Regions from separate parts of the Mus musculus genome. Here regions 1, 2, 3, 4, 5 and 7 are each linked to region 6. Evidence: chromatin loops called from intact Hi-C (ENCODE). Cell type or tissue: left cerebral cortex. All regions are shown on one strand.

Region 1 (4,000 bases), 1.3 Mb after region 6:
CACAATGGAGTACTACTCAGCTATTAAAAAGAATGAATTTCTGAAATTCCTAGGCAAATGGTTGGACCTGGAGGGCATTATCCTGAGTGAGGTAACACAATCACAAAGGAACTCAAATGATATGTACTCACTGATAAGTGGATATTAGCCCAGAAACTTAGGATACCCAAGATATAAGTTCCAATTTGCAAAACACATGAAACTCAAGAAGAACGAAGACTAAAGTGTGGACACTTTGCCCCTTCATAGAATTGGGAACAGAACACCCATGGAAGGAGTTACAGAGACAAAGTTTGGAGCTGAGACAAAAGGATGGACCATCTAGAGACTGCCATATCCAGGGATCCATCCCATAATCAGCCTCCAAACGCTGACACCATTGCATACATTAGCAAGATTGTGCTGATAGGACCCTGATATAGCAGTCTCTAGTGAGACTATGCAGTGGCCTAGCAAACACATAAGTGGAAGCTCACAGTCAGCTATTGGATGGATCACAGGGCCCCCAATGGAGGAGCTAGAGAAAATACCCAAGGAGCTAAAGGGATCTGCAACCCTATAGGTGGAACAACATTATGAACTAACCAGTACCCCAGAGCTCTTGATTCTAGCTGCATATGTATCAAAAGACGGCCTAGTCGGCCATCACTGGAAAGAGAGGCCCATTGGACAGGCAAACTTTATATGCCCCAGTACAGGGGAACGCCAGGACCAAAAAGTGGGAATGGGTGGGTAGGGAAGTGGGGGGGAGGGTATGGGGGACTTTTGGGATAGCATTGGAAATGTAATTGAGGAAAATACGTAATAAAAAAATATTTTAAAAAAAAGTTTGCAAGACCAAGAGGCCTCTCTTTCCAATGATGGCTGACTAGGCCATCTTCTGATATATATGCAGGTAGAGACATGAGCTCCGGAGGTACCCAGGGATCCATCCCATAATCAGCCTCCAAATGCTAACACCATTGCATACAGTAGCAAGATTTTGCTGAAAGGACCCTCATATATATGTGTCTTGTGAGGCTATGCCGGGGCCTGGAAAACACAGAAGTGGATGCTCACAGTCAGCTATCGGATGGAACACAGGGCCCCCAATGGAGAAACTAGAGAAAGCACCCAAGGAGCTAAAGGGGTCTGCAACCCTATAGGTGGAACAACAATATGAACTAACCACCTTATGTTTTTAATGGAGAAAAATGCCAAAATCTCTCCCTGGAGAAAAGACAGATTTTTAGCAAATGGTTTCAGGAAACTGGATTTCTATGTATGGAAGAACAAAACCTGACCCTTTCTTTCATACAGAAAAAAAAAAAAAATAATCAACTTCAAATTTATCAGACAGCTTAGTGTAAACCCGGAAGCCCTGAAATCTCTAAAGGAAAGAAGATACACTTCAAGAGACAGACATTCTAAATAAGACTCTGGGTTCTCCAGACCAATAATTGACAAGTGAGTACCAATGAAATTTCACTTCTCTTCAGCAATGGAGACTGCAAATAAAGTGAAGAGGCAGCCCACAAACTCTGGGAAACTCTGCCAGCTGTACGTCAGGCAGAGAAGATGAGCCATTTGGTACATAGGCATGCCCTTCATCTGTGATTGGTCTATTATAAAAAAGATAAGATCAAGAACTTTCTGTAATGTTCCCATCCATTAAAAATTACCTCTCCAAGAGTTGATACTGAATTCCAAGCTCAATACTGCCCCCTTGAGGTTGACTGAGAACATGCCTCAGAGCTCTCAAAACTTGTACAGCTCACATCCTGGCTTGTTTTAAGATCCTGTATACTCTTTCTGTTATTTTCATCTTGGCAAGGCATCCTTCACCCCTTTATTCTGCTATCATAGTTAATATCCACTTTTCACTCTGACAAACCCAGCCAGTAACAACATCCAAAGCCCAGAAAGACATTTTTCTTGAAATAGAAAATCGGTGTGCTCTCTATTAACTCACCTGGCTAGATTAACTGTGAAAGGTTCAATACCAGTCCCATGACATCCACGTGTGAATGTTCTTTCTCATTTAATTATAAGAAATTAGTGGTTATATTTATTTTAATGTCACGCAAAACATCAGAAAATATTAAAGATGCCTAGAATATTGATAAGCTTATTAAACAAATTTACAAGGTAAAAATAATTGAAGGTCAGTTCTTGCTCTAATTTATTTATTGGATATTTTCATTTTTATTAGATATTTTCCTTATTTGCATTTAAAATCTTATCCCCTTTCCTGGTCTCCCCTGAAAACCCCCTATACCCTCTCCCTCCCCCTGCTCACCAACCCACCCACTCCCACTTCCTGGCCATGGCATTCCCCTATAGTGGGGTTTAGAACCTTCACAGGACCAAGGGCCTCTCTTTCCATTGATGACCAACTAGGCCATCCTCTGCTACATATGCAGCTGGAGCTATGAGTCCTTCTGTGTGTTTTATTTGACTGGTGGTTTAGTCCTTGGGTACTCAGGGGAAACTTGTTAGTTCATATTGTTGTTCCTCCTATGGGGCTGCAAACTCCTTCAGCTCCTTGGGTACTTTCTCTAGCTCCTTCATTAGGGACCCTGTGCTTAGTCTAATGGATGGCTGTGAGCATCCACGTCTGTATTTGTCAAGCACTGGCAGAGCCTCTCAGGAGACAACTATATCAGGCTCCTGTCAGCAATCTCTTGTTGGCATCCACAATACTGTCTGGGTTTGGTGGTTGTTTATGGGATAGATCACAAGGTGGGGCAGTCTCTGGATGGTCATTCCTTCAGTCTCTGCTCCACACTGTCTCTATAACTCCTTCCACGGGTATTTTGTCCCCCCTTCTAAGAAGGAATGAAGTATCCACATTTTGGTCTTCCTTCTTCTTGAGTTTCATATGTTTTGTGAATTGTATCTTGGGTATTCTGAGCTTCTGGGCTAATATCTACTTATCAGTGGGTGCATATCATGTGTGTTCTTTTGTGATTGGGTTACCTCACTCACAATGATATCCTCCAGATCCATCCATTTGCCAAAGAAGCTCTAATTTGTTTAAATGCCACTGCATATATTTAATTGCTTACATTATGTATTACTATGAATAGCTATGCCTCTGGTGCAGTGTATGACTGCCCGCCCAAATGCAAGACTCATTTCCATATAAAGAATGAATTTTACTTAGATTTCATATAAAAGAGAAATTTTGTATTTCTATGATTAATCTGCTCTTTCTTCATCTTTACTTTACTCTCCTAAATGATGTCAACATGGGAATGAATAATCAGCTGGATACTATGGGTTTTGCCAAATCAGGACCCTAACATTTTAGGCTAAATAGATCTTCATTAACGCTTATTAGTTAGGTTATCAGCAATGTTTAATGCACATTTTCTTTTCTTGGTATTACATTTAGAAATTCTTGTGACATTTACAAATAGACAAAAAAGAAAAGGGAAAATTTGAAAATTTGTATAATAAAAACATTAGTTAATATGAGAGAAAATTAAAATTCAATGCCAAATACAGATTTCCCCCATAATACGCTTCTCCTTAATTTAAAATGTTTTACATAAAATTTACCCAAAACGTGTGCCCTTGGATCATGAAATTATGTGTCTTACTTTTCATTTCTATTTGTGACCCAGTCTTTTGATCCCCTGAGTTATCAACATTTCAGTTCCCCAACCCTTATTCTGTGTGGCTGGTATTTCTGTTTTAGATTTTTCCCCTTTATTCTTTCTCGTACTTCAGAGCACTGAATCAACAAATTATGTCAAGAGGAAGTTGTAATGAATAGTGTTTTCATATCAACACATCACCACATTGAGGACTGCCTTTGCTGATAAGAGAGTAGCTGTTTGGTGTGAAGTTACTACTTCAATTGAAAAAAAAAAATCTTGCCTTCATTCTTGGGCTTTGAAATATATATACCTATGAGATAATTAGAGGGAGGGGAGGAAGGGAGGAAGGAAGAGAGAAAAAAAAACTTGTTTCCAGTTATATTCTTGGTGCAGTAAAATTCATCATAAGGGTCCAG
Region 2 (4,000 bases), 610 kb after region 6:
TATACCAGTCCCATGTGGTTTTTATCACTATTGCTCTGTAGTACAGCTTGAATTCAGGGATGGTGATTCCTCCAGAGGTTCTTTTCTTGTAGAGGATTGTTTTAGCTGTCCTGGTTTGTTCGCTTTGATTTGTTTTCTGTTTTCCATATGAAGTTGAATTGTGTTGGAATTTTTATGAGAATTGCATTGAATCTGTAGATTGCTTTTGGTTAAATGGCCATGTTCACTATGTTGATTCTATCAATTGATTTTTGAATAGCTTTTCAAGAATGTGATCTGATCTAAGAGCTTGATTCTCACTTATGATACCTCCAGATTTGAGTGAGTCCCCCTCTGCTCTCTGTCCCTAACATAGTCTGAATTTTCTTATCCTTCCAGAAAGAAAACTTACTCAACTTCAAACCAACAGGTAATTTTAATCAAGTCAGCCATTGGAATATAAAGTCAGTTTAATAGCACTTAAAATTTCTTTTCTAAAGTTGGTTTTACAGATTTACTATATTTCAAAAAAAATCCCTTCAAATCTTTTGCTTTCTTGTTTTGGAACACACCAAAGCATTATAATTTTTTTTTTTTAAAAAAATTCCATTTTATTCTTCCCTGAACAAAATTAAATATTTCATTCTTTTCATTTTTTAAGACACATTATATTCTCCTTGCATGCTTTTTTTAACTTCAAAAATGTTTTTTTTTCCATTGACATTTATTAATTTTATTGGAGCATGACTTGCTTAACAATATTTTTAAAATTAATTTTTTATGCTCTATATTTCCCCCTCCCACCCACCATCTGACTTACACATCCTATACCTCCTCCCCACCCCCTGTCTCCACATGTATGTTCCCCACTCTCCACCCACCTGACCTCTATATGGAGGTAGGAGGTTGTGCGGGGTGGGGGTGGGGGACTCTCCAGAATACAGCAGAGATCTGGAAGGTAAGAGACTCTCAGGACTTAAAGGGAAGGATATTAGATGAAATGCCAGACATTTCATCTTGAAGGGAGAGGGAACTTATAGAGCCCACCTCCAGCAGGAAGACAGGGTATCAAGTGAGGGATGGAGTTGCTATTCCACAGTCAAAACTCTGACCCATAATTGTTCCTGTATGAAAGAACTGCAGGGATGGAAATGGAAAAGAGCCTGAGGAAAAGAAGGTCCAGCGACAGGCCCAAACTGGGATCCAGCTCAAGGGGAGACCCCAAGGCCTGACAATATTACTAAGGGTAAGGAGCACTCACAAAAAGGAATCCATCATGACTGCCCTCTGAAAGACCCAACGAACAGCTGAAAGTCAGATGCAGATATTTGCACTCAACCAATGGACAGAAGCAGCTGATCCCTGTTGTTGAATTAGGGAAAGGCTGAAAGAAGCTGAGGAGAAAGGTGATCCTGTAGGAGGACCAGCAGTCTTAATTAATCTGGAACCCGGAGATCTCTCAAACTCTGGACCACCAAACAGGCAGCATACACCAGCTGATATGAGGCCCCAAACATACATACAGCAGAGGACTGCTGGGTCTGTGTTCATTCAGAGATGATGTACTTCTAACCCTCAAGAGACTGGAGGCCCCAGGGAGTTCAAAAATGTTTTTAATTATATTAAAATTACAATTCTTCTCCCTTTTGCTTTTCTCCCCTCAGCCCCAGATACCATCCCTGGAATCCCTTTTGTACCCTCTCCCCACCCTTCTTTTTGGTGTTTGCAGCAGGCTATGTCCACTCATGCTGGCCTTGAATTTGCTATGCAGTTTCCAGCTTCTCCTCCTGAGTGGGATTGCAGCGCCACCCAGTGCACACTAACACATTAGGTTACTGAGACAGAGAGGATCAAACCCATGCTTTTACATGCCACACAGTACAACATTAAGTGAGATATACCCACAGGCCCTTTGTATACGTTTTTACGGAGCATTTCTACTATTTTTTGCTTAGTTCCCTTTGCATATAGTTACAGTTGTTAACCATCAACAACTACTCTTTTACAGAGAAACATAGGAAAAAGATAATTAGGAAACATCACAAACTAAAGTTTTGTAATAGCTTAGAAAATTCATTATTGATACTTTTGTAATTGATGGAGACATGTGAATCTTTTTATCATGGCTTTTCAGTGAGGTATAAATGCATTTCAACTATTTAGTTTGGTCTACTATATAAAAAGGTAAGTTGCTTAAAGTACACAAAGTGTAGAATGTGTTCTTCTCTACATATTTATCAAATACCTGTTCATTTAAGACAGCATAATTTGAAGGTTGCAAAACACCCAGAATAATTTAGAAAGTATTTTAGTTATGTAAATTATAACACTAAACTTAGCCATAATCCCGGGTAATTCTCTATTAACCGCTTTTACAATGTATATGTGTAGGACAAACATTACAAAATAAAAGTTCATGGGCTTTTGATTTGATATCAAGTTTGGTGTGCATGTTTAGTGGTAAGTAATAAACTTAAGCAATCACTTTTACTGATCTTATATCCATACATTTGTCTTTAGGTAGGATTATTACTTTTTAAACAATCCATTTGGTACATTATTGTCTTACAACTAATAAATAAGACAACTAAATAGAAAAAAAATACTATGCCCCTATTTTAATTGTTGCAGACAACTAAGTAGGCACAACAGTTATTTCAAACCAATTGTGTTAAGGCAGTCTCATTTATTAGTTACCTAAAACATTTAAATTAGTTTCTCTGTTTTGGTGAGTTACAGAATATTAAATTTGTGTAGACACTTCAATTATTTCTAAATCAATAGGGATAGAATTCATTTAGAGTATTTACATTAATTATGTAATGCTAGCCAGAGGTATAAAATATTGCTTATAAATAACACACACACACACACACACACACACACACACATATATATATATATGAAAATCTCACAAATATTAGTTTTAGCTTGGAGTAAAAAATAGCAATGTAAAACTTATTGGTTATATAAAAGTTATATCTCAGATGTATTCTACTTTATACTGTTTTTGTTTTTTTATACTTTTAATATTTTTTCTGACAAAAACATGTGACAAATTGAGTCTACTGACTTATGAAAGAATGAAGTATAGATTAGAAATTTGTTTAATATATTATAATGTATTATATAAATACATTATAATATATTAAATATATATAATGTATTATATAAATGATTTTTGAGACATAGTTCATGTAGCCATGGCTAGCTTTTAAGACACTATGTTGTGAAAATGACCTTGAAATCTTCATCTTCCTGACCTCTCCTCCTGAGTGCTGAGATTACAGGTGTAAACCATCATGCTTTGCTGTATTATTTAATTAAGATTTTTGAGAGTAACTTTAAGATTTTGGCTGTAAGGCATTATCAGCTGAAGTTTTTGAACTACACTTAAAATTATGTTTGAGGAAGCATCCAACAGCAGGCTGATTGTTTCCAAAGCCAATGTGCATAAGTAGTTAGTTTCAAGCAATCATGCTCAGATGGGCACATTTATTTTGGTTGTAGGGAGGCATGAGTCTCTTGTGGTTTTCAGTGAGTTTAGAAGTCTAATATTCCAGCAGTGATGGGAAGCTCATGGGCCAAGGAGGGGAGGAAAATGTGCCAGAGATAGACACAAAGGGATGGATGATGTTAGAATCTCAGAGTGGCATGTGGAAGGACAAGAGGGAAGTGAAGGGAAAATTGATAACTAAAGGGGGACAGAGGAGCAGACACAGTGGGAAGGAGTATCAGAGAGGTGACAAAGTAGGAAGTGCAGAGACCTCTAAGGTCACTCACTAAGTTTCCAATGATTCCCCAGACATGTGTGACAAGACAGATATTGCCAACTTGGTAAAAGCAGGGATATATTTGATGTTTACATTAATATCTCAATATTATATATTAAATCAAGAAATGTGCAAAGCTGATTCTTTGAACTGGTAAATATATAGAGGGGTGATGTGAGAAGTTAACATACAGCATGAGCCCTTAACTGATTCATTCTGTGCGATTTTCTGACATCACAGATTAGATT
Region 3 (4,000 bases), 1.4 Mb after region 6:
CAGTGAGCAATAATACATAGCTCCCCTCCCCAAAATAAAAGCTGGATTGTTGCCTTATGGTGTTCCCCATCCTCGTCTAACTCACAGCCAGGCTGTCCTGAGCTGTCCTGGACCTGTCTCTCATTAAAACCTGCTTTTCAGATGCAGTCTCCCAGATCACATCATTAATGATCTGGCTCATTTTCTGTCTGAAAGAGGAACGTCTATAGCAAACCTTATGAATTAAGATAATGTAGGCTCTGGAGCAAGCCAAGCTGCCCTAAGCAGCCTGCTATCCCAGAGGGATCTCCATTCTCCTTTCATCTCTCCACCCACCTTCATCAGACCTGTGAATCCTGAACCATACAGATAGGAGTCTAGCATGGCAATCCTCTGAGAGGTTTCACCCAGCAGCCAACTCTGACAGATGTGGACACCCTCAGAGAAATAGCGGATGGAGGCTGGTGAGACTTATAGAAGAATAGGAGGAAGGATTGTGGCCCCTAAGGGGATAGGAACTCCATAGGAAGACCAACACATTCTTGGAGACCGAACCACCAACCAAAGAACATACATACATTGGCTGGACCTAGGTCTCCGTGCACATATGTAGCAGATATGCAGCTTGGTCTTCATGTGTGTTCCAAACAACTGGAGTGGAGGCTATCCCAAAAGCTGTTGCCTATAGGTGGAATATGTTCTTCTAGCTGGGCTGCTTTGTTTGGCCTCAGTGGGAGAGGATGCACCTAACCTCACAGAGACTTGATGTGCAGGAAAGGGGGATACGGGGGGGGGGGTCTCCACCTCCTTAGAGAAGAAGGGGAGAGGGATGGAAGGAAGAATTGAGGGAGGAGTGAGTGGGAGGGGAACAGTAAGTGGAATGTAAAGTGAGTGAGTAAAACAATAAAAAAAATCCATTACAATTAAATAAGGTAATGTAGCAGATATGAAAGCAGGTGTCTGGATTTTGCATTTGAAAGAGTTAAATGTCACAGTGAGGTAAAAGCTGACTTTACTTGCTAACTTTATATTTATTAAAATCATAATAAATGATTTTGGCCCAACTTTTTCTTGGTAGACTTTATTTATAGCATCTCAGTTTCCTGTATTTTGGCAAATGAGACAGTCTGCACTTTTTTCATTCAAGGTTCAGGTAGTGGGGAAAGCACAAAGAGGAACAGACAAAAGACAAACAATGTCAGACAAAGGCTCAATATAGATTACCTGTATGAAATATTGTTTTAAACCAGTCGTCATGTTAGACATTCTGGGTCAAGCTTTTTGTTTTAAGTAAAGATCTGATACTCATGTCATCTGTGTCCCATGACATATATATATATATATATATATATATATATATATATATATATATATATATATATATATATATATAAAGTAAATGTAGAACACACTGTTCCCTCACCTCAGAAGCTAACACCATAACTCAGAGGACCAGCAAACAAGCCAGCCACTAGTCTCCAACTTTTTTTATATTCAGTTATTACATTAGAATTTTTCTCAGATTTTTTAATCCTTTTTTTACAGTCCAGACTTCATCCTCCTCCCTGTGCACCCTGTGACTGTTCCCATACCTCTTCTGCCCACCCCTGTCTTCATGAGGACATCCCCAACACCTACCCCACCAAACCTCCCCAAACCTGGGACCTCCAGTCTCTTGAGGGTTAGATGCATCTTCTCTGACTGAGTCCAGACCCTGTAGTCCTCTGCTGTATATGTGTTAGGGGCCTCATATCAGCTGGTGTCTGTTGCCTGGTTGGTAGCTCAGTGTCTGAGAGGTCTCTGAGGTCCAGGTTATTTGAGACTGCTAGTCCTCCTACAGGGTCACCCTCCTCCAGTTTCTTCCAGCTTTTCCTTAATTCAACCACAGGGGTCAGCAGCTTCTGTCCATTGGTTGGGTGTGAATATCTGCATCTGACTCTTTAAGCTGCTTGTTGGGTCTTTTGGAGGATAGTCAAGATAGAGCAGCAGAAAGACAGGGCATCAAGTGGAGGGATGGGGTTGCCATACCACAGTCAAAAACTTTGACCCAGATATGTTCCTGTCTGAAAGAACTACAGGGACAAAATGGAGAAGAGCCTGAGGAAAAGGAGGTCCAGCAACAGGCCCAAATTGAGATCCAGCTCAAGGGGAAGCCCCAAGGCCTGACACTATTACTGATGCTATGATGTGCTCACAAAAAGGATCTATCTTGATTGTCCTCCAACTTTTACTGTAGCTGTAAACATCTGGCAAGTCAGCTCCAACAGGCAACCCTCTGCTGCCCTCTCCTGGTCACATCTGTGACAACAGTCTTCAAAGAATAAATCTTGGCCCTTCCCTGTCCACCCATGGTGAATTACTTAGTCTCCTCTCATCGCATTTGTCTTTCTATTGTGGGAGAAATGACAGCTGAGTCTGGGTGGTTTCAGCATTCAGTCAACCTTCAAATATTATAGTTTACGAATGAGTCCCTTTTCCTACTTCTTCCTGCTTCAGATTTTGCTCACCGGTGTCTCTCATTTGTTTTGTTGGTTTTTTTTTTTTCTGCCCATTCTGTACATTTGCCTATTACCTAAATTAGACCTAAACTCTTGGGTTCGTCTTATCTCTTTAATTTATAATCCAGATGTGAATCAAAAAGAGCAGCTGTTTATTTATCTAGTCAATTATCTGTTCTCCTGATGTGTTCATATTTTTTTAATCTACTACCTACTTGTTAATGGCCCAGAACTGCCTGTTATTTGAGAGATTATGCAATTGAGTGTCTAAGACTCCACAGTAATTCTGTCCTTCAAAACTATAAGTACTGTGTTATCTCAATTTTATGGAGTCATTAACCTCTCAGAGATTTTTAAAACCATTTTAATATTTATCAGTGTTTTGAGTAGGTTGCAGTTGGTGTGACCAACCCAGAAGAAAGCTTGATGATATAGTTCCTAACAAGGATTCCATACCCTTGGAAGTGTGGACAACAAGAGGAATAGCAAAGAAAAATTTGAAACCAAGAGTAAAGCAATGGAGAGCATGAATCATTAAATATGTCAAGCCTGTAGGTTCTTGTGTGCCCTTGGCATGTCCTTAAGTTCTTTTACCTAGGCCCTAGGTAAAAGAGCTTAGGTCTGCATGTAAGCTACAAGTCCAAATAGCTTTATAAATCATACTTAGCTGGTTTGGCAAAAGGTAACATGTTTGTGCCCACAGGTACTCTGTCTAGTGAATTTAAGATTTTTATTAAAAAAAATTAAAACAGGGATAAACATTAGAATATTTAGCAAAATCTATAAATGTTAACATTTAAATATTATTATTCATACTATGTGTTCTTAAATATTTTGAATTATATAGATATATGCACATGTAAAGAAATATAGTGCACGCATGCATATATAAAATCATGAACATATTCAATTGATACATTTAAATATGTGATAAAATGTGGTGTACATGATCATAAATTTATGTAAACTTCCAACTAAAATTTTACATAAATATTACTGTTATGTATACAGAGCATTTGTGCTCATGAATACACATTTTAACTTATGTTTACATAAACTTACACACTTGCATGTGCTTGTAAAAGCACACACACACACACACACATCTTGTTCTTGTTTTCTCATACTTTGAACCCTACACAATACCCCTGAGACCCTCTCCTCTTGGCCTAATTATTCCTGTAGGCATAGAGGTAGGACAATCTTCAAAGGCTGGTTGGCCTATATCACTAGGGAGATTGACCAACAAGATGAGGTGGAAAGAGAGGTATGGTTCTTTTGACATGATATATAGAAGTACCTCTTAGTGTGCTAAACACCAAGCTGAGGCCAACCACACTGTAAGTGAGTGGTATCACACAAGAGGGGTTGGTATTACCCTGGAATTCCCAGCTGTGGCATCAGTAGGATGGAGAATCTACAGGTAAGCCTGAACCTGTAATTTTTGTTCTGAGTTGCCCCTCATACATTTTATTTCTCCATTCTCCACATCATGAAAGATACTTTATGCCTTCATGACACAT
Region 4 (4,000 bases), 410 kb after region 6:
TATTTCAAAATGAGAGGAGCAAGCCCCAGTCCACCCCACACTACTCTGATATTCATAGTCCCAATAGGCCTAGTTGCCCCATCTCCCCTTGACCTGTCTGGCCTTTGACCATTATCACATTATTTACCTAGCCTTTTGTTTTCAGACAGTGGATAATGAGCCCCAGAGAGTGTCTCTGGTTTGTTCCTAGGGGACCCCTTTTGGTTTTGTTGCTTCTGGTTTTGACTAATTGCCATTAGCACAGTGTGGCACCACATGGTGCTAATAGGACCCAGGTCACAGGTCCAGTCTCCTCAGGGATGCTTATTCACTTTGCTTTGCTTCCTCAAGCTGAGGTCAGAATCAACCCAAATGTGCTACAGCATGCTATTAATCCCAAGTGTGATTTGATCTCTGACTCTACATACATGTAGTTGTATGTTTATAATCATGTTTACCTAAGGTACACCTCAAAATCAGCTAGATTCTCTGACTCTTCGGAGCCAGTGGTGGGATTCTTTTTCCTTTCTCTTCTCTGGACTTTTCACATGTGTATTGCCCGTCTTGTTCTCGGTAGACTCTTCCCCAGTTCTTGGTAGGTGGTAGCATGTCACCAGGCATGCCCATTCCCACCCTGGGGTGTGGATTTTTCATTGCACCCTTAACACAATCAGCCTATATCCCTCTAAATAACTTGGGTACCTATTGTGGACAAGGCCATCGCTGCTCCTCTTCTTCCCCAAACCTTCTGGCAGTGCCTTTGTCCCAGTAATTCCTTCCACCAGCCCAAGTAACAAAAATCCTTGGCATATCACAGCTCCTCTCTATCTAACCCTCCAAATGGTGTGACCCTTAGGACCTGGAGGCTGCTATCAGATTTGCCGATTACACTTTAAACATTTTGCAAATGAATCAATTGGCCTTAACTTCGCAAACTTGCAAAATTCTCATATCCAGGCCCATGTTATCTATAGATCTTTAAATTTGGTTTATAACGCAAATACAAAATAATGAAAGTTGTAGGATTTTGTACTATAAGCTAATATCTTTTTTGTTTGTTTGTTTGTTTTTGTTTTTTCGAGACAGGGTTTCTCTGTATAGCCCTGGCTGTCCTGGAACTCACTTTGTAAACCAGGCTGGCCTCCCGAGTGCTGGGATTAAAAGTGTGTGCTACCACACCCGGCTAAGCTGATATCTTTAATTGGATAAAAATTCATCCCTAAGTAACCCATTCTCATTTCATGAGATTGATGTCACCATTATTCTCATATATTATAATCATTGATCTGGATTTGCATTTTTAAATATTTCTATTATTTTAACTGTATATGCAAAATTACAATAATGCAGCTTAACATAATTGTCCAAATCTGTCTTATTGCAAAAATGCCTACTTTTGTTTAGCTCCATATTGTTCTTTGGTGTCTTTCATTTTAACTTGAAGGGCTCCTTTTAGAAGTTTTTACAAAGCAAGTCCAGTTTTTGTTTTCTAAGAACACTCCAATTTCACCTATTTCGGAAGACACAGTTGCTGAGCACATTACTCTTGTTTAACAGGATCGTTGTGGTTATCTTGTTCTTTCTGGACCTTTCTCATTCAGCATCTACAACATTGATTCAAAGCAAGATTTCGGTTGGAAATGTATCCTCGGATCCCCCAGATCATGTGAAAACAGCCTCGACTGAATTTAGCTGTTTCTAGGCATCTTCACAGTTCTACTCTCTCTTTGAATTAGTTTCATTATAAAGGGGCCAGCATGGTTCTATTTTGTTTATCTTAACTCAAGTATTAGAATCTCTTCAATTTATATGCCTACTTTCCCCATAAGATTTGGGTATTTTAATATTCAGATTATAGATTTTCTCCATTCTCTCTCTTCTCTTGCTATAGTTATAATACCATGTGTATTTTATTTATTTATTTGGTAATAGTCTATGAATCAATTTAATTATTTACTTACTTCTTTCCAATTTTGTAACTCTAAATCCAAGATTCCTAATGTATAGATTTTCAAGATTTCTAATGACTATTTGCTCTGTCTTATCTAGTGTGCACCTGGGTCTCTGTAATGAGCCTTCAATTTTTGTATTATTTACACCTGGATCTTCTAATATTCTCTTTTATTTGATGCATCATGATCCTGATTTTATTTTTGTTCTCTTTCGGGTCCTCCAGTATGTTTAAAGTTTCTGGAGTTTTATGTTGATCCTTTTATAGAGTTTTAAAATTTTTATTTTATGTACCTTGTGTGCTTTTATTGTACCCCTTGTATATTTTTTTTGATAATATATGGTCCCTTGAGAAAATATTTCTTTCTTCCCTCCAGTGATATTGTAGCCCATCAATCATCAGTCTAGAGCTTCTTAGACTCTCTCAACCCTTTTACCAGTCTCATGTTCCCCCTGCTGTCTTTTTGTGGTACTACAGTTACCATTCTGGTAGTACTTCTGTTTTTACCTCCATGCCCTACCTTAAGCACTCAATAGATCACATGGGAAGGCAGGTTAAAGTTCACACTAGAGATTAGGGAGAGCGTGGAAATGGTGAACTTCATACTGTTATTTTTTTTAATTTTTAAAAAATTATTATTTTCTTTATATACATTCCAAATGCTATCCCGAAAGTTCCCTATACCCTCCCCCTGCCCCTGCTCCCTTACTCACCTACTCCCACTTCTTGGCCCTGATGTTCCCCTGTACTGGGGCATATAGAGTTTGCAAGACCAAGGGGCCTCTCTTACCAATGATGGCCGACCAAGCCATCTTCTGCTACATATGCAGCTAGAGACACGAGCTCTGGGGGTACTGGTTAGTTCATATTGTTGTTCCACCTATAAGGTTGCAGACCCCTTTAGCCCCTTGGGTACTTTCTCTAGCTCCTCTATTGGTGGCCCTGTGTTCCATCCAATAGCTGACTGTGAGTATCCACTTCTGTGTTTGCCAGGCACTGGCATAGCCTCACAAGAGACAGCTATATCAGGGTCCTTTCAGCAAAATCTTGCTGGCGTATGCAATGGTGTCAGCGTTTGAAGTCTGATTATGGGATGGATCCCCGGGTGTGACAGTCTCTAGATGGTCCATCCTTTCGTCTCAGCTCCAAACTTTGTCTCTGTAACTCCTTCCATGGGAGTTTTTTTCCCAATTCTAAGAAAGGGTGAATTGTCCACACTTTGGTCTTCGTTCTTGAGTTTCATGTGTTTTGCAAATTGTATCTTGGGTATTCTAAGTTTCTGGGCTAATAGCCACTTATCAGTGAGTACATATCATATGAGTTCTTTTGTGATTGGGTTACCTCACTCAGGATGATACCCTCCAGGTATATCCATTTGCCTAGGAGTTTCATAAATTCATTGTTTTTAATAGCTGAGTAGTACTCCATTGTGTAAATGTACCACATTATTTTTATGCATATAGTATATACATATGTATGCATGTGGGTGAACATAACATGTATATGTCTGTGTGTGATGAAGGTCTTCTCTATGTAGCAACAGCTGCTGATTTTAATGACCGTGTTACACCCAGTAGATAACACTTCACAGCCTTTCTTCCTGTCCTTTGTATCTTACAATCTTTTGTTCTCACTCTGTGATATTCTCTAGCTTTGCAGCAGGTCTGGGGATGACCAGGTCACAGTCCCTGGTTCTTGCCCTTTTAGCTGTTATGGGTGTTTGCACTAATTGGTGCATTCTTCATAAAGAAACTTCTCTGACAAAGGCTGAAAGCAGAACTGGTTCATATCTTATAAATCTTAACATAGTTAAAATAAATTATCTGTAATATTTTTTACAATTTAATGAGATTATGGTCAACCCCACCCAATATTTTATAGTTGTCAATAGTTGCATCTAGTGCATATAAGAAAAAACAATGGAACAAAAATAGAAAAAAAATTTTGAAAAAGTGAGGTAAATTGGAAGGAACTACACTCTTTGGCTCCTACTGTTCTGTAAGTCCATAGTAGCTAGGGGTGTGCGAAAGAAATAAATACGTAGATCAGTATGCAATAAAGAAATCTAGA
Region 5 (4,000 bases), 180 kb after region 6:
GACAGGAAATAATCAAACTCAGGACTGAAATCAACCAAATAGAAACAAAAAGAACTACACAAAGAATCAACATCACCAGGAGCTGGTTCTTTGAGAAAATCAACAAGATAGATAAATCCTTAGCCAGACTACCAGAGGACACAGAGACAGTACTCAAATTATCAAAATCAGAAATGAAAAGAGATATAACAACAAAAACTGAGGAAATTGAAAAAAAAATCAGATCCTACTACAAAAGCCTAACTCAACAAAACTGGAAAATCTGGATGAAATGGACAACTTTCTAGACAGATGCTAGGTACCAAAGTTAAATCAGGATCAGATAAATGATCTAAACACTCCTATATCCCATATAGAAATAGAAACAATCATTAATAGTCTCCCATCAAAAGAAGCCTAGGACCAGATGGGTTTAGTGCAGAGTTCTATCAGACCTTCAAAGAAGACCTAATTACAACTCTCCTCAAACTATTCCACAAAATAGAAACAGAAGGATCTCTACCCAACTAGTTCTATGAAGCCACAATTACTCTGATACCTAAACCACACAAAGACCCAACAAAGAAAGAGAAGGTGGGAGGGGGTAGGGGGTTTTCATAGGGGAAACCAGGAAAGGGGATAACATTTGAAATGTAAATAAAGAAAATATCTAATAAAAAAGAAGGAAAACATGGATGTTAAACACACACACAGACACACATAGAGACACACAGACACACAGACACACACATATATCATATGTATACATGTACAAACATCCTTAACAAAATGGGACAAAACCACTCGTGACATTTACACTCCTCATTTCTGTAACTGGTCATATGACTACAGTTAGCATTATCTATCTATGGTCTATGTTTCTGTGAATGTGAGTATAGGCACACATGTGCCACTATACACATGTGGTAGAAAGAGGGCATAACCTTGGGTGTCTGTCTCATCTTCTACCTCGTTTGAGACAGGGTCCCTTGTCATCTGCTTCTCTGTGTGCCAGATTAGCTGGCCCATAAGTTTTCAGGTACTCTCCTGTCTCTGCGTGCCTCCTTTCTGTAAGAGCACTGGGGTTTCAGATGCCCACAGGCACATTCAAGGCTTTGTGTCTCTGGGATCTGAGGCTCAAGTCCTCATGCTTGTATGCACTTCTTTTTTGCTCCCATCCACTTTTAAGCTTTTGCACAAACTCCTGCTGTTTGGAATGATCAACCCTTTGTGTCCTTTCTGCAAGTCTAAACATTTCCTTCAAGTATGCTTTAGGTATTCCTTAAACACAGATGGCTTTCCTGTAATGGCCTCTCATTTCTGTGAGTATCTGAATTTAATCTGCAAATGATCAACACCTTGGCAGGAACTAAGAATAATGATAGAGTAAGTGTTGAACCTGAGGTGTTTGAGGGACTTCTACATCTAATAGACAACACTATGTCTCAAACATAGGAGAAAAACCTTGCCTGTTTGGGTGTTGAAGCTATGGGGCAAGTAAAACTGTTCAGGCTAATGCACAGAGGGAGAAAAGAGAAGGAACACATGGGCCACAGCTTTGAAGGAACTCACCAACATGAGAAATGAGGACAGACAGCCTCGTTACCAGTTCTATCCTGATAACATTTGTTTATGGTGTATTTCAAAGCATTAAACAGGCATCTTTGTGAGCTTGGGAGCTACTAATTTTTAGAGAGTTGTCCAGTCCACCGTTGTTCACATACAGGTATATTACGGGTCGACCACACCCACTTTTGCATTTCTTCTCTGCCTACTTGGAATGCTGCTGTGTTCAAGATTCCACCAGCCCATCTTAACAGCTCTCAAAGCAACCCTTATACTTTTAGCCTTTACACTTTTCCTTTTTAATGAATATTTTTCCTCTGAAAGTTGCAACACCATCTTAATGGGGTGTCTTCTTGCTTAGTTGTTTAGAGTGACAAAGGATCAATAACACTCACAGGAGAATTGTTAGTGTATTTTTATTTCTCACTACATGCTGAGGTAGCCTAAATCTGTTTCATTCAAATCTCTACTCTATGCTGTGCAAGAGCCATGATTGACCATACTAGGAAGAAAGAGTACAGAAAAGGAGCTGACCGGAAGTGTAATGCAGTGGAAAGAGATCAGAAGTAACCCAGAATGAACTTTTTGGCCCTAGGTTGCAAATCCTCCACATGGCCACAAGAGGGCAGCATCCAAAGTGGGACATAGCTCCTTGAGCATTGTTACAAGTATTTTGTGGTTTGTGTTTTTTGGTGCCAGCCTGTCCCTCCAGTCCAGTATTTACTCTTTTCCATCCTTGTCATTTATTTTCTCCTCTTCACAGCAAGAAATCCTCTCTACCACTGTCCTAAAAAGGTCTCAGAAGAATTGTGTAGGAGTCAGGGCTCAGCTCTCTTTAGGGGTTTGAGTAGACCTTGGGTCCCAGATCACTCATCTCTACTGGCGCTCCCAAAGGCCAGCAGACAATCTATATTTAGGTAGCAGAGCTGATGATGGACATGCTTTGGCTCAGACTTAAGGGAGACAGCGAAGGGAGGTTTGTCTTGGCTTTGGCAAATCCACAGAGACTGCGCAGGGCATGGAGGGTGCATTTGGACAGCCTGGCTGCTCGGAGAAGTCTGTCATCAAGCAGCCCTTCCAAGTTACAGTAGCCTGGATTGGAGACTGTGACCAGTAACTGGCTCAGAGAGGAATTTCTTCTGTCTCTGTGAGGACAGTTCACATTATTATCTATCTCTATGAGAGGACTCTTGTCGGGCAGTGGTGGTGCACGCCTTTAATCCCAGCACGTGGGAGGCAGAGGCAGGTGGATTTCTGAGTTTGAGGCCAGCCTAGTCTACAGAGTCAGTTCCAGGACAGCCAAGACTACACAGAGAAACCCTGTCTTGAAAAACCAAAAAAAAAAAAAAAAAAAAAAAAAAGAAAAGAAAAGAATTCTCCAGTAGTTCCAGCCTTCTGCCTTTTAGATGCAAGGCAAGGGGAAACTAGAACTAGTTTACTAGAAATAATGTAAAACGTAAAGGGTGTGCTATATGCATGCGTGTGTGTGGTGTGTGGTGTGTGGTGTGTGTGTGTGTGTGTGTGTGTGTGTGAGAGAGAGAGAGAGAGAGAGAGACAGACAGACAGACAGACAGAGAGAAAGAGATCATCATATTGTCGTGTTGGAGGTACAGGTAGTGCCTGGTAATGGAAAAGGAACAGAGAAGACAGAAGCCGGGCCAGAAAGTAACCTTTGAGCCTCATCATCAAGTCCTTTGTTAACAGACAATGGGGTCTGACTTTGTCTTGAAGCCTAGGGGCATCACCTATAACTCTGTAATCAGAAGCCTGACACCTCAAGTTGTGCTTTTCAGAGGCAGTGGTGTGGAAGGTAGATTGGAGTAGAGACATAGGTTTGGGAGAGGTTTTATTGGGGGCAAGACAAGGTTGTCAAGGTAGAAGCATCATCCAACTGGTATGTTCTATGCTTGTGTCTCGGGACAGAGGTATGTAGCAGAGTGGTGTGTGTGCAGAGGAGAGAGTTGAGCCTGGGATGTTATGAACTGACTGGGGGGAAGAGCTAGAAGAGGTGACTCCGTAGTCACTTGATTGTGGCAGTGGCTGCACTTACTGATTCTCTTTCTGTGTCTGCACTGTGTCTGGTTCCAGTGACACGCCCCAGCCAAGCATGGTTTGGAATCATGGACCTCTCACACAGACATCCTGATGGGTGATTCTGTTCTGCTTTATGGTGGTCACCTGGAATGCTAATGTCCTCTCCTCCTTCTCCTCTTCCTCCTCCTCCTCCTCCTCCTCCTCCTCCTCCTCCTCCTCCTCCTCCTCCTCCTCCTCCTCCTCCTCCTCCTCATCTCCCCAGTCCTTAGAACATCAGAACAGGTTTCCACAGTTGTCTCTAATGGAAAAGAGTGATCACTTAGGGGCAAAGGAATCACTTTTCAAAACAGCCTTCTGTGTGCCTTGCCTGAAAATTCTGGCTCTGTGGGCAGTGGATCAGCGCCTGGTGGATGGTGTTTGC
Region 6 (4,000 bases):
GTATTTTTTACTGGAGGATTCAGATACACAGGGCCATTATTTCAGGATCAAGGGTGTGGCAAGCTGAGGTGGGGTACTCCCTTAGCAGAGGAGCCTCAAGCCCCCTGTAGAGAGATGGGGTGGAGACAGTCAGGGAAGAGTTCCCAGAGTGAAGTATGAAAGGTGTGAAACAGGGTTTACTGAGTTCTCACAATGATGACCTCAGTCCACCTCAGGTCCCATAAGGTAGCAGAGGTTGCTTAGATTCTCCTCAGTGCAACTGATGGCCAAATTAGCTGCCTAAAGTCAACCAGACTGTAAACAGTGGTGCCAGAATCCAACAAGGAGTTGTTTAAACTCAAATCTTGTGCCCATTTCTTCACCTACGGGGGTGTCTGTGATGGTGGTTTTGACGGACAGGTAGAAGGGGGAGGCCCTTGAAGGAGAAGAGACCCTCTCACAGAAAACTAGCTTTCATGAGGACTCAGCCCTGAGATGAGGACCCTAACCCTGCAAGTACGGTGGAGGGGCAGCATGGAGGCTGTCCTAAGTACCAGCACAGGCCTGGCCACACCATGCCTGAGTCCCGGTCCACTCACTAGCGTGACTATGACCTAGAGAAAGTGATGTCATGGCTCTGCACATCAGTTTCATTCTGCAAAATGGGAGAATGACAGTAGCAGGCAAGTGTGGCAATGCCCCCAGCCCTCAGCCCGGAAGCTTTTCGTTACCACCCATAGCATTCTCAGCTCTGAATTTTTCTCTCTCCCCCCAAGTTATCCAGGGAGTTTTAAGGGGTAGATTGGCACATGCGATGGTGCTTAGTGCACAGGAAAATGGCCAGAAAATGTTGTCATTATGAACATTTGAGACGTATCCCAAAGTATACTCCGTCAGACAGTGCCACAGGATGCTAGTGTATGTTGAAAGAGGAAGTTCTGCTATGGTAAGCATCAAAACCCAGACTTAAACCAAGAGAAACATCTGTCCCCCTCGGAAAGACTCCAACTGATTAAAAGAAATTGTCAGCTACTACTCCCCAAAGCTGAGGAGGGTAGCTTAAGTAAGTGGTTCTCAACTTGCAGGGCCATGGAGCTTTTTCCTGTGTAGTGCGTGCGTGCGTGCGTGCGTGCGTATATGTGTGTGTGTGTGTGTGTGTGTGTGTGTGTGTCCTGGAAGATACTTAGGAAAAATGCAAGGCTCTCTTCACCTTAAAAAAAATTGAGGCAGGGTCTCACATAGCCCAGGCTAGCCTCTACTGTAACTGATTACGTAGTGGAGGATGGTCTTTAACCGAGCCAAGCTCGGAGAGCTTTTGTTTTGCCTCAATCGGTCTCTGGGTCTCAGGGTCACCATGTGGGCTTAGGTCTCAGTTTCCTTCTCTGAAATGCGAACAACTGTGTATGTACAACAGGGCCTATCGCAGTGTTGTTAGGACTGAGGAAATTAATGTAAGTAGTTTCACAGTTCCTGGCACACAGACTGTAAATGTGAGCCTTTCACTCTCTTCTGGGGACAAGTCATGATTGATCCTCATTCTGATGTGTGGCTCTTGCCCAGAAGTTAGTAGGTGACCCCCAGCGCTGTCAGTTTGGAGAATAAGTTGAACACACCCCAGGATGAGATATAATGATTACTCTCTCTCCTTTTTCCGCCTGACCACTGGTCACTGGGGAGAGATTACTGGGCCAGGGTCTAGGGTTCAGTGGTCAAGGCTTTTGAATGGACCGGGAGGGGTGGATCTGGAGATCGGGCCAGCAAAACACCGGAAACCCTAGATTCGGTCTCCCTGGCCACTCGTTGGTGTGGCTGTGGCGACCTCGGCTTCCGTGGGTGGCACTGGGAGCTTGCTTGCAGGCGGCCACGGCAGGCTTGCGCCAGGTTGCCAAAGCCGGGCCTCCGCGGCGCTCCGCTGGGGCTCGTTAGCGCCGCGGGCTGGCTGTCGCCACAGCGGCCCGCGGGAGCCTGGCGATCTCGTAAACATTAAGTCCCCATGCTCTGACGAGGCCCGTGGGAAGCGGCGGGGTTGAGGGCGGCCGAAGGCTGTGAGCTGGGAGCGCGGTGCCTGGTGGCTCTGTCACCAGGACCCGGGCGCCCGAGGCTTGTGCGTGCCGCCGCGTGGGGGCGCCCGAGTCCACGGAACGAGCCTGTAGGGTGAGCGCGAAACTGGAAGACACCCGTGCGCTCAGTTTCCTCCACGACCAAACATCGTTCCCGATTCTTCTCTCTAAGCTTTTAAAATAAACTCGATAAACTTGGAACCAGGCGGGGGCTGATGGAGCAGTAGGGAAAGCTGATGTTGGGTGAACATGCCCGGGCACCTCACTTTTTCAGCTTTATTTATTACTTGGCAGCAGGCTGTGTTTCTCAATGCTCAGCTGTGTTCTAGCTTAAATCCAGTTAATCTTTCTCTTCTCCTTACCAAGGGAAAATTAAAATTAGGATGTCAAAAGATCACATATTAGGGTGTGGAGGCACGTGCTTGCAATGCAGAGGTGGAGGTAGATCAGAAGTTCAAAGTCAACCCTGACTACACAGCAAGTTTGATACTAGCCTGGGATACAGGAGATCTGGCATCAATAAACAAGCAAAACCAAACCAAAACCAACCAACTAAACGACCCCCACCGCTGACAAAACAACAACCAAATCAACAAGAAACAAAAGCCCAACCTCTACACCCCTTCTCCCCCCTTCCCTCCTCCAGTCTTTAAACCTGTATTTGGCATTGTTAGCCCCATCAGAGAACCCAGGCCTACTTGGGATGGCCATGACTCTGAAAAGGGGCTAAATTCTCTGGAACTCACTTGCTAGGATCAACACTCATAGGGTAGTGCTTCCTGTGTCTTTCTGTTCTCTACAGTGCAGGGTGTGGATCTACCGCAGAGCTGTCCCTCTCCCCCCAGTTCGGTGTCTTTGTCCCTTCGGACTAGAAAGCAATAGTGCTACAAGCTAATCTCAGACCTGAAGTCCACCACGCAGGGATTTCAATGTCTGTGCTTCTGTCAGACTGGGTTGGGGAGGGATAATGTCTGTCTGAGGATAGCACCTCGTCTGCTCTGCTGGCCACGACAAACCCAGTGGCTCACTATCATTCATCTCTCACAGTTTTGGAGGCTGAGTATTTCAAGACTCGGGTGCTGGCAGATTAAATGCCTGGTGAGCGCCCTATTCTGAGTTTGCAGAAAAAGAGGAAGTTACTGGTCTGTGGGAACAGTAGAAGTGAGACTCAGGCATTTATTGTGGAGCTGGGCAAGGCTCCTTTCCTGAGCCACCAGCTCCAGTTGCCTGACTTCAGTTTACTGGAGGCAGGTATCAGGCTGCTCACAGATCAAGGGCAGTAAGCCTTTATTGATCTGGAGGTGGGGTAGAATAATGCTTGCTAATTTCCCATTGCTCATGGGCACAGTGGAGGTGCTTTCCTTCCTGGGTACAATCTGGCCTGAGGGTTTGCAGGCTTACAGTTCCAACTGAAACCAGAACTGCTGAGCAGTTCATTGCCATGTACAGGGATAGTAGCCTCAGGTTTGGTATGGGCCATATGATCAAACTGTATGTCCTTCAGTTGCCAATAAACACATACGAAGCTCGAAACAGCAAACAGATTAAGATAACTCTAAATTACAATTTTGGAAAAAAGTTTTCTTTCGGTTTTTCAAGACAGGGTTTCTCTGTGTAGCCCTGGCTGTCCTGGAATTCAATTTGTAGACCAGGCTGGTCTTGAACACAGAGATTCACCTGCCTCTGACTCCTTCCTGAGTGCTGGAATTAAATGTGTGTGCTAGCATTCTCATCTGGGAAAATAAACATTTTAAGTGATCGACATGTCTACATGCAGAGTTGAGCAGGGTCTGACTCACAAGTGTTAAGAGAGTACAGGGACAGACACAGTATAAAGACAGAAGTGGCCAGCTTTTATCTGCCTCAGTTATCCATCAGATGCCTACCGGCTGCAGTGAAGGGTCAGAGAAACCGGGAAACTGTTACAGACCCCTCACTGAGGTCTTATCTATAGTTCAGCT
Region 7 (4,000 bases), 1.4 Mb after region 6:
AGGCATTAACAATAATAATATCTTTGAACCTGTGCTTTCTGTCAAATATAGAAATACTAGAACTGGAGAGTGATGGCTCAGTGGTTAAGAGCACCTGTTGCTCATGCAGATGACTTGAGTTTGGTTCAAGTACCAGTGTGCTAGCTCACAACTGTCTGTAAGTCTAGTTACATGGTATCCAATGCCCTCTCTGACAACCATGGGCACTAGTTACACCCATGTATACATACAACACTCAAACACATAAAAATATGTAAATAAATAAGTTTAGAGCATAGAAATACTATAAAATAATCCAATGGTTGTGAGCAACAATGAAATAATGTATAATAACATCTTTAGATGACATGTGGCATAAAAATTCAGGAAATACATTGAAGCATTTTACTTTACTCTTTTAATCTTGTATATTCTTTGAGAATTTCAAATACTAATAATTTTTAGATCATTTGCCTCTCTAATTTCTCCAATTCCTTTTGAATATATCCCACTTATTTCCAAATTATTGACATATTAGTCATTAATTATTACTTTATAAATAATGCAAATTGTGTATAATATATACAAGTTTATAAGCACATCTAACTGAGATCATTTAGAGATGTTGCAATGTGCCTAAAGTTGCCCATTTCAGACTGGCTAAGCAATCAAGAAACTCATTTAATTCTCTCTCTCAACAATCATTAATTGCCAGTATATGTGCTTCGATAGGTGATGTTAGTGCCTGATTCCGGGTACTACCTTGGTGATTTGGAGAAACCACACATCATTTATATACGCCAAAATGGGCTGGAGAAAGTATTGGATGTAAATCAAAATGTAGTTTTTATAACCAAAAAAATATAAAGACACTCTTTTCCTGTCAATGACAAACATTTGGTCTTTCCAGCTGTTGGGACTATGAGTGAGTGACTAATAAAAGGCTTGCAGATGCAGTTTACCTGTGGCAAGGCAGAGGTCCTGGAAAGAGCAAGTGTCTCAAAGCACAGCCTAATGGGAAATTACTACAACAGGTTGACAGTGGCCTTATGTAAAAAGCACCAACCATTTGTCTGATCTCAAAAAGGAAATGATTTTCAGGGTTACAGAAGGCTGGAGAAGTTTTAATCTATGCCTTTGAAGTATGACTCGCTCTCTTCCTTGTTGACCATGTTTAAAACTCTTCTTTACTCCCAAGGCCGGTAGTATTTGGATTGAGTTGAATGTATTTACAAACATGTATAAATATATTGCAAAGTTTGGATGTCTGGTGTAGCGGGGAAAAAAGGAGACGTTGAAACCTGTGCTCTGTCCATACTCTAGTGAAATGTTTTAAAACAAACCACCTGTGAAGCTAATGTGTCAAAAATTGTTTTCATGTCTTTTGATTAATTTTTATATCTAATATAGATTAGAGACCATTGAATTAAGTCAAAGGCAGATACTTCAGATCAATAACAGAGGCATTTTATATGAAGAACACTAAATGGATGCAGAGTTCATTTATATTTATAGATTCATATAGAATATTTATACATATCACAGAAATAAAGACTATGCATTCATGAAGAGGTGGGAGGCATGAAAGGAATTTGGGAGGAAGGGAAAGGTGAGATGATGTAGATATACTAGTCATATGTGAAAGTCTCAAAAACACATTAATTTTTAAACAAGGGGGTTAATTTTAAAGACCTACATTTATCATCATTTACCTATTAAATTTCTACCACCTACCTATCATCTATTTGTCTATTTATCATTTGTCATTGATTTTTTTTTTGTGAACATGAATTCAAAGTTTATAATGCAGTATAGCAAATGTGTACTCAACTCTGAAGAAGTGGAAGTTGTTGGAACAAAAGTGAACACAACTTTGCTGCCCTCTCTCGTCCTTCTGCTATATTGCAATTCTCCTTTTAAATTATTCTAAATTAAATGTATTCTTTTAAACATCCATTCAAGTATATAATGCATTCCAGTTACTGTCCCACCCATTCATTCTGTCTTGTCTTTCTCTGAATCTCATCAGTACCATCTCCTCACATTGATATCCTCCTTCTTGGTTTTGAGACCTGATGAGTTCATTCAGAACTGTCTGTGAGATCATGGTGTGGAACGATCTGCTGGAGTCCTGTGGTCTCAGAAGTGAGGATACAACTGAAGGCAAGGCTCTGTCAGAGCTTGGCATAACTGATCATGGGATCCTTTGTTGGAGACCCTGTTCTCTCTTTGTTTCAGCATTTCACAAAAATCCAATAACAATAATCCCCAAACACACAGCAGAACATTGACATATTGGGAGGGTAATATATGAAAAGAAAATCAAAACGGTTTGAGTTCAGGCCTTTGAAAAATCCACAGCATTAGACAACTTAATCACTTTTGTGATTCATGGAATTCTCCAGCCCAATATTAGAATAATATTTTGTGACTCCTAGTGTTAAAACATAAACTTTGTGATATAATATAGAACAACCTTGCACAAGTTAAGAAATTTCAATTTATTTCAACATTATTTTGACAGTACCTACTGTGTGTCAGTCCATGTGTTTGTTGAAAGTTTTAGGTGTATCATCTTAATCCTCACAAATGTTTACAGTGTTTTGTTTTCTTTTTCTTTTTCCAAGTGAGTAAATTACAACTTAGAATATTTAAAGAACTGGATGTAACTGGAAAATCAGTTCATATTATAAAACAATACAATAATATAGATTCATATAGCAACTATATCTTTTCAGACATACTCCTCTATCCAGAGGGTGGTAGCCTCAGTTACCCGACATTAGTTCTTAGTATATTAATATATAGTATATACTTCTTGAGAATTGGGAACATGAGGAGACTTGTAGGGGGAGATAGATGTGGGGGGTGTAAGAAAAGGAGGGTGGTTAACAAAGAACCCAGTACTTAGTTTGCCTCTTGGGAAATGTCTCTTTCTACTACACTAAGTTAAAAGTAACTTTTCTCTTTCTGCTTTTCTAAAATAAAGACTGCCTAACACTTAAAAATCATTTGAAAGTTTCTGGCATTTGCTAAATCCAAGGTGATATTTTACTGATTTGGCTTTAAGTATTGTAAAGAGGGAAGTACTGACATATTCTCAGAAGACATTGTGGGGAATAGAGAAGGTAGGCAGAACGTGCAAGTGTCCTGTTCCTCTACCATGAAAATGACGCCTACTGGCAAGTGGTCTTTTCACCATTGTCCTCGCTGGAGAATCCACACACCTAGGTCTGTAGGCTCCATAATAATTGTCTTCCCTCTAGTGGTGAAAACGCCTCATTCTTTTTCTCTAGTTTTGTCAGATATGAGTCAGTTAATAGAATCTACTAATAAAAGCAAGCCATCTCGAGTTTTGTCATTGATTTTATTGTTGTGATCAGCATTCAAGTTCTCATCCTTCACTGATGACCACTCAGGCCCCTTCATGTGCAGACTGACAGGCTGTGGCATATTCAACTGGAAGAAATTCCTCCTGTTTACTGTACTAAAGTGAAACTGACACAGCCAAATGAAGCTTTACAGATACTTTTCAAATAAGGAAACAAAATCACCTGCACAGTGTACACAAAACAGTTATTTGCAATGTTTATCTCACCACAATAATAAACTTCTGCAGAAGGCCACATCAATTATTAATCTAAACATAACTTGAGACTAACAGGACCATGACCACATGGAAGCAGGAGAAATAGGGTCAGTAATAGGTTCAAGAAAAGAAAAGTCGTTTGAACTAGCATATCACAGAACAGATCAGAAAGGTACAGTAACAAATGTCTGCCACACCAACAGGAGAAGTGACTGTTAATAAGGACAACTGTCCACGTGGCAGATTAAGTCTGTAAAAGAAGGACTCTCAGAAGACAAAAGAGATCCACCCCATAATCAGCTTCCAAACGCTGACACCATTGCATACACTAGCAAGATTTTATCAAAAGGACCCAGATGTAGCTGTCTCTTGTGAGACTATGCCGGGGCCTAGCAAACACAGAAGTGGATGCTCACAGTCAGCTAATGGATG

The links. A loop is a pair of places that touch in the nucleus more often than their neighbours do. Peaks named below come from ENCODE experiments on the same cell type or tissue, not always from the same donor. Only the 100,000 strongest peaks of a DNase experiment are listed, where the experiment ranks them.
Region 1: it touches region 6 in a loop (9-fold over the local background); 5 of 42 quality-filtered maps call a loop at or near these places.
Region 2: a loop joins it to region 6, with 3 times the contacts of the local background. A loop is called at or near these places in 3 of 42 quality-filtered maps.
Region 3: it touches region 6 in a loop (13-fold over the local background); 8 of 42 quality-filtered maps call a loop at or near these places.
Region 4: it touches region 6 in a loop (14-fold over the local background); 40 of 42 quality-filtered maps call a loop at or near these places.
Region 5: a loop joins it to region 6, with 3.0 times the contacts of the local background. A loop is called at or near these places in 9 of 42 quality-filtered maps.
Region 7: a loop joins it to region 6, with 8 times the contacts of the local background. A loop is called at or near these places in 8 of 42 quality-filtered maps.

What each region holds. Positions count from the first base shown.
Region 1 is chr7:103,805,375-103,809,374 of GRCm38, forward strand. No RefSeq gene overlaps it. Among named protein-coding and RNA genes, the nearest start is that of Hbb-bt, 6.5 kb to the right of the region's middle. RefSeq lists an enhancer at 3,694-3,858. In left cerebral cortex, a CTCF peak has its summit at 1,713 (motif pointing left); a DNase peak (open chromatin) is centred at 1,702.
Region 2 is chr7:103,117,808-103,121,807 of GRCm38, forward strand. No RefSeq gene overlaps it. Among named protein-coding and RNA genes, the nearest start is that of Olfr586, 3.0 kb to the right of the region's middle. In left cerebral cortex, a CTCF peak has its summit at 1,800; no DNase peak of the experiment used is centred here.
Region 3 is chr7:103,940,684-103,944,683 of GRCm38, forward strand. No RefSeq gene overlaps it. Among named protein-coding and RNA genes, the nearest start is that of Olfr633, 3.9 kb to the right of the region's middle. In left cerebral cortex, a CTCF peak has its summit at 2,261 (motif pointing left); a DNase peak (open chromatin) is centred at 2,265.
Region 4 is chr7:102,917,441-102,921,440 of GRCm38, forward strand. No RefSeq gene overlaps it. Among named protein-coding and RNA genes, the nearest start is that of Olfr572, 8.2 kb to the right of the region's middle. In left cerebral cortex, a CTCF peak has its summit at 2,391; a DNase peak (open chromatin) is centred at 2,392.
Region 5 is chr7:102,693,416-102,697,415 of GRCm38, forward strand. No RefSeq gene overlaps it. Among named protein-coding and RNA genes, the nearest start is that of Olfr557, 2.8 kb to the right of the region's middle. In left cerebral cortex, a CTCF peak has its summit at 2,157 (motif pointing right); a DNase peak (open chromatin) is centred at 2,163.
Region 6 is chr7:102,511,179-102,515,178 of GRCm38, forward strand. It overlaps the pseudogene Gm8556. Among named protein-coding and RNA genes, the nearest start is that of Gm38627, 7.7 kb to the left of the region's middle. In left cerebral cortex, a CTCF peak has its summit at 2,092; a DNase peak (open chromatin) is centred at 2,065; H3K4me3 peaks cover 755 bases; H3K27ac peaks cover 303 bases.
Region 7 is chr7:103,871,408-103,875,407 of GRCm38, forward strand. No RefSeq gene overlaps it. Among named protein-coding and RNA genes, the nearest start is that of Olfr66, 8.8 kb to the right of the region's middle. In left cerebral cortex, CTCF peaks have their summits at 1,860 and 3,258 (motif pointing left); a DNase peak (open chromatin) is centred at 1,865.